Linked DNA regions of Homo sapiens: region 1 is linked to region 2. Evidence: chromatin contacts called from ENCODE Hi-C or POLR2A ChIA-PET data. All regions are on one chromosome and are shown on one strand. Each heading gives the region's core, a stretch centred on a gene start or an enhancer-like site at or near the end of the contact. The rest is flanking DNA. Distances are from core to core; before and after follow the strand shown. Region 1 overlaps NEB (nebulin). Region 2 holds the start of RIF1 (replication timing regulatory factor 1).

Evidence for each region. A loop is a pair of places that touch in the nucleus more often than their neighbours do. ChIA-PET counts read pairs that join two places held with the same protein, here RNA polymerase II (POLR2A). Pooled maps may share reads with other maps.
Region 1: a pooled map shows a loop between it and region 2 (8-fold over the local background). The contact joins the enhancer-like site here to the promoter of RIF1 in region 2. A Hi-C loop is called at or near these places in 6 of 50 pooled maps. POLR2A ChIA-PET finds 5 or more read pairs at or near these places in 2 of 52 experiments (H1 and HEK293).

The regions. Positions count from the first base shown.
Region 1 is chr2:151,636,106-151,639,086 of GRCh38, reverse strand. NEB (nebulin) reads left to right here. Exons shown (of 182, transcript NM_001164508.2): 64 at 2,753-2,860. Among named protein-coding and RNA genes, the nearest start is that of NEB, 97 kb to the left of the region's middle. Within about 2 kb of position 1,731, at least 11 of the 41 ENCODE cell types and tissues checked have a DNase peak (open chromatin) inside an H3K27ac peak, as active enhancers do.
Region 2 is chr2:151,408,175-151,411,429 of GRCh38, reverse strand. It overlaps RIF1 (replication timing regulatory factor 1), which reads right to left and starts at 1,528. Exons shown (of 36, transcript NM_018151.5): 1 at 1,397-1,528; 2 at 903-1,016; 3 at 92-170. The coding sequence starts at 1,006. RefSeq lists enhancers at 1,456-1,615, 1,220-1,918, 1,919-2,617 and a silencer at 2,321-2,615.

The sequences.
Region 1 (2,981 bases), core at 482-2,981, 230 kb before region 2:
AATGACATGAACTAATTATTTAAGCTGTAACCATGAGATTATGTAGACCATTTTCTTTTATTATTTTTTTGAAGTTAGGATATTAGCAATTGACCTATACATGTATCTCCCCTTTATGCTAAAGCATAACTGTAGTAAATATATTTTCCATATATTGTTCCTAAGTGTGGTTTAGGATCCAAATTTAAGATTTTTAGTATATAAGATTAAAGGCAAGAACTAAAATCCACAGTACTACCAGGTAACCCACACACACACACACACACACACACACACACAGAGAGAGAGAAATATCTGTCAGTGTAAATATTAGCAAGCCCATTTCCTTTCACTTTCAGTGTGCACAGGGCCACGTGCCATCATTCCAGAATCATAGAGGCTTAGGCAGAGAGTCAAGCCTCCACCCTAGTGCAAAGGTACCCCTCCCCACAAATAGGTTTTTGACCTGCCTTTGCTTAAGGGTTCCCAGTGACAAGGAGCTGATCTCATAAATCAGTCCATTCGTTCTGGAAAATTTATGAGAAAGCTTCTGATGTATTGAGTCACAACATTTCTCTCTGTAAACTCACATAGTCCTCTGAAGCTGCACAGAACAAATCTGTGCCAACCCCCAGAGATGGAGAGCAGCACCAGGGTGCCTCCCCTGCCACCTTCACCCCAGGTTCACCTTCAAATCCAATATCCCAAGCTGCGGGGCATTCCTCACATGACATCACTAGTAAAATGTGACTCTCAGAACTGAGCAAAATACTATGAGTGGGGAATGACTGATGTAGAATACACTTAACTATCGTATTTCCTCTTCTGGACATATGACCTCTATTCTGCATCCTGTGCTCCCAGGATACATTGGCAGCTGTCACTGCTGGTGCACACAGAACTTGAGACCAACTTAAACTCTAAGACATCTTATGTGGACTAAAGTTAGGTTTCTTCCATCCTGCATTTATGCGTTTGGTAATTTATCTCTGTTCAAAGATTGGCATTTATCTCTGTAATTTCTTCTTCTTAGACTGAGCCTGTGGGTATAAGCCTGTGGAGATTTTTGTGAATCTAAGATTCTGTCAGCTGATGTGTTAGTTATTTCACCTGGCTTTGTGCCACCAGCAAGGAAAATATTGTTTATTTGGCAGCATAAATCAACACACAGAGCATAATTTAGAGAATTTAGATGGAATTGCCACCATCTTAAGTAATTATTTTGGAAGTGAGACTGTAATTTTAGTGCTTGTATAGCTAGCTTTTAATTGTCACCAAAAACTAAAAACATCAAGTCTTACTCCCCTGTCAGAAAGGACTGAATTATTAGCCAAACCTATAATATAGGTCCTGTTACAGGAAACCATGCATTACATGTGCAAGAATTTCAGGAAACAAAGGGCTCCCCCTGTGTCTAGCTAGTCAGCATTTCTGGATTTCTCAACTCTGTCTTTGCTGAAAAAGCTCAGAGATGTGTTAGTGCGGCTACTCGGCTGCCAGTCCCAGGAGGCCCAGGTGCCCTTCCCCATTTTGCCCGCAACCCCCTATTCCACCCACCCAGACTGGGACGCTGCCATGGGCGCTCCCCTCTGATGTTAAAAAGAAGAGAACTTTTTGGCTGCTTTCCTATTTTCTGTAGAATTAAACACCAACTTCTTAGAATGAGGCGTTCACAGTCCAACTCTGGGCTATTCTCAGCCCTCTCCTGTGAACTCCTCCCTGGGGCCTCACCCACTTCCTTCAACACCCCTCCGCTTCCCCTCCACAGTGGTGCCTTGATTCACGTGATTTCCTCTGCACTTGATGCCACCTTAGTCTACTGAAACTCTGCTCAAAGTCTAACTCAAAGGTCACCCCATCTTCAAGAACTTCCCTGATTCTCAGTTCAGAATAAATGACTCCTTCCTGGAGCTCTTCATTATTAGTGTGGTTTGACTTTTCAGCAGTTGCTTCCACAGGTTATCAGTCTCTCCATCAGTTCTCCCAGGAACCTTTAGGTTGAGAGGGGTCTCAACCTCATCTTTGATTCCCAAGTACCCCGCACAGTCAGAGACACAGGGTCAGGGCAGAATAAATGTGAGTTGAATTGATTGCCATGATCAACAGTTAAGCCTTTCCCTCCCACCCACATTTTACCATGCTAGAACTATGAGTTTCAGCTTAATTTTTCCTGTAATTTTTAAACTGGATTTATTGTTTTAACTAAAATTTTTTAAAACAACCTGTAATATGTATATATACTTAATTCAACATAATTTTTAAAGTAAAAAATAAAGGTGCATTGGGCTTTATGGGTATCTTTTTTTTTTGTTTTGTTTTGTTTTTTGAGATGGAGTTTCACTCTTGTTGCCCAGGCTGGAGTGCATTGGCACAATCTCAGCTCACTGCAACTTCCGCCTCCCAGGTTCAAGTAATTCTCCTGCCTCAGTCTCCCAAGTAACTGGGATTGCAGGCATGCACCACCACACCCAGCTAATTTTTTTTATATTTAGTAGAGATGGGGTTTCACCATGTTGGCCATGCTGGTCTCGAACTCCTGACCTCAGGTGATCCACCCGCCTCTGCCTCCCAAAGTGCTGGGATTACAGGTGTGAGCCACCACACCTAGCCTCATTTTTGAGTCTTCACTTCAACAAACATGCAGAAGGCTTAGAACTCTCAAAAGAAAGATTATTATAGGCACTGTCTGTGGAGAACTTAGTGAATTGTCTTAGTCCTCTGTCAGTTTTTAGATATAAATGTCAGCATCTGATTTTTTTTCCCCCAAATTTAGAGTCTGTACAAACTTGCTAATGAAGAAGCAAAGAAGAAAGGCTATGACTTGCGAAGCGACGCCATCCCCATCGTGGCGGCCAAGGCCTCCAGGGACATCATCAGTGACGTGAGTTGTCAATTCCATTCTGAGTATGTGATCAATCTAATGTGGCATTTTCACTGAACTAAATCTTAGAAAAGAACTTTTCCTGGACCTTTGAAAATATATCCTGATATATTTGTGTAGG
Region 2 (3,255 bases), core at 279-2,778:
AGCAAAACTACACCTCAAAACAAAAAAACAAAACCAAAAAAAAAAACCAAACTACCAAAAGTGAAAAACTGTTTAACAAACAGATACATACCTTTAAAACTTTGTACAGCCGAGGAAGTTTTTTCTCAATTTCTGTAATTACTTCTTTTCCTTCTTCTCCAGTCATACGACTTAAAAAGCAGGAAGAACACAAGTTTAAGTAGTTGACAGGAAAAAAAAAAATACTCTCAAAAATACATGTACAATCTTTTTAAAAATTACTTTCTAACTCCTGCAAATGAATTGACCCAGTAGGTAAGGTCCTTAAGGGTATACAGAATATATAATGCAATATATATCAGAAATGAAAGTAGAAAAACCCTCAGAATAAGTTTTTACATCGAGTACATGCAAGTTGTGACAACCTGACTCCAAAAAGACAGAACAGGGATCCCTATTCCTAGTTACTAACGATTTGCTAAGCCTTTCCAAAGGGTTTTACAAAACTTTAGTACATTTCTATGAAAATTACTTTGAAGCATTTTGCAATTAATAAAAATCAGTGTATTGCTCTGTTAAAAAAACTCTGGGTAGCCACATTTTCCCAACACATCGGAGGTTTACACTGAAGACCCCTCCTCCAACAACTACTTCCAACCGAAACTTTTAAAAATCCCTCGCTTGCAAAACACACGTGCATGCTCCCTCGTTCCAAACACACACCTCAAGCGCAGCAGCAGCAGTACCCGGGAACGTCACCTAGAATACATCTCCCCCGCCCCCCAAGGCGTCCGCGACTCGGGCGTCCTCACATTTGCTAGACTTCTAGAACTCACATTCATTCTACGCGCCCCTCCCAACCACCTTCTTTCTCCCCACTATAGAGCGCCCCACTCTCCGCTACGCCCCGTGGCGGACCTCACCTGGTCAGAGTCAGGTAAGCGTCAGTCTGCCCTCCATGGGAGGCAGAAGGGTCTTCCAAAGTCTCCAACAGCGGCGCGAGGGGGCTCTGACCCCTGGCCGTCATGTCGGCCACCCTGAGGCCCGAACCGGAAGAGGAGAAAATCCAGTGACCGATGGAAACAGCCCCGCGGCGGCCCAGTGTGAGTCCGGCCCTCACACCCGCACGCCCGCCCGGGCCTCACAGCCACGCCGCGTCTGCACCCCAGGCCTCCGAATCACCAAACCCCAGCGCGAACCTCCTCCGGCGCCCGACACCAGACACCTGAGCCCACGCCACATTCGGGCCTGGGCCCGCTCCCGCCACCACTTTCCCGGGCAGCTTTCAACAGAGGGAGGAGATCGGCGGAGGGCGGGAGAAGCCCGGGGAACGAGGCATCTCGCCGCGAGGGGGCGGAGGGTGGGCAGACTGAGGGTTCCCCGCGGCCTACCACTGTCACCCCGATATTTATCCCACCTAGGAAGATCAGGACAGGGTTCTCTCCGCCTCTGCCCCTCAGCACCCAGACGCTGCCAGAGCTCGACTTTCCCAGCTCCGGCTGTTTACTCACGCGTGCGGCGCGCTCCCTCCTAGACCAAGATGGCGGCTGGGCGGGCCCAGGAGTGCGCGGGAGTAGGTTAGGCCTGGCGGGAGAAGTTCGAGCCAATCCAACAGTCAGCGGCACACCGGAGTTATCGATCGCCTCCCTTCCCATCCCTTCCCATCCCTTCCCTGCCCAGCTGCCGCGTCACGCCCCTCTGGTGAGCATCAGGTGGTGGTGTTTTGCCTAAGGCGAGAGACTTGAAATTCAAAATGTGAGTTAATTGCTCAGACTCACTAGACTGAACATAGTGGGCCCTCAGACTAAGTGTTCAAACTCCAAGTCCAGTGCTTGTTGAAGTTTTAGCAACAAATCAGTTAGCAAAAGGAGATAACGTACTGTTGGGTTTAAGACTAAGAGCTGGCCGGGCGCGGTGACTCACACCTTGTAATCCAAGCACTTTGGGAGGCCGAGTCTGAGGTCAGGAGTTCGAGACCAGCCTGGCCAACACATGGTGAAACCCCGTCTCTACTTAAAAAAAACAAAAATACAAAAATTAGTTGGGTGTGGTGGCGCACGCCTGTAGTCCCAGCCACTTGGGAAGCTGAGGCAGGAGAATCGCTTAAACCCGGGAAGCGGAGGTTGCAGTGGGCCGAGATCACGCCACTGCACTCCAGCCTGAGCGACAGAGTAAGAGTAAGACTCCGTCTCTCAAAAAAAAAAAAAAAGAAAGAAAGAAAAAGAAAAGAACTGTATCTCAAGCTGGTCTAGATTCCAGCTGGTCTAGGTTCCATGTGACTTTAGCAAGTTAATTAACCTATGCCTCAATTTCCTCCTCTATAAAATAGGGCTTTTAATAGGTGAAGTGAGAAAAGGTTGGAGAGGCCAATGGTTCTCAGGTCTTAAGCGTACATAACAATGGCCTGGGGATATTCGTTATTAAACTGCAGATTCCTGGGCCCCGCCCATATGCATTGTAATTCAGTAGATTTAGGTAGCTCCCGAGGATGTGCATTCTTCTGTTAGGCCCCTGGGGGGTTGAAGGGTGGGATTTGGCCAGGGCTTCTTCCCTAGAGAAACGTCAGTAAACACAATGACAGTCATTTCTCCTTACTGTGAATATGCTGCTCCTCCCCCGCCTTTTTTTTTTTTTAAGACGGAGCCTCGTTCTTTCGCCCAGGCTGGAGTGCAGTGGTGCGATCTCGGCTCACTGCAACCTCTGCCTCCCGGGTTCAAGCGAGTCTCTGACTCAGCCTCCCGAGCAGCTGGGATTACAGGCGCCCGCCACCACACCTGGCTAATTTTTGTACTTTTAGTAGAGACGGGGTTTCACCATCTTGGCCGTGCTGGTCTCGAACCCCTGACCTCGTGATCCACCCGCCTCGGACACCCAAAGTGCTGGGATTACAGGCGTGAGCCACCGCGCCCGGTCTGCTTCTCCCCTTTTCATATGCCTTCGTGCACTCTCCACAACAGACAGGATTGCATTAACTCTAAATCAGACACATGAAGCCCAGCAGCAATGGAACTCTCCATCATGGGTTCCTGGCCCAGGATTTGAGCCCTCACTCACATGTGCTGCAACTCTCAGCTCTAGAAGTGGGATGTTGCTTTTTGCTCTTCTTTGTGTCATCTGCACTTAGCAAAATGACTGCCAAACGACGCAGTACATACATAGTATGCTTATATATATATTTATTTATTTATATGTATTTATATATATTTATATTTATTTACATATATTTATATATATACACACACACACATACATATATACATATACATATATATATAT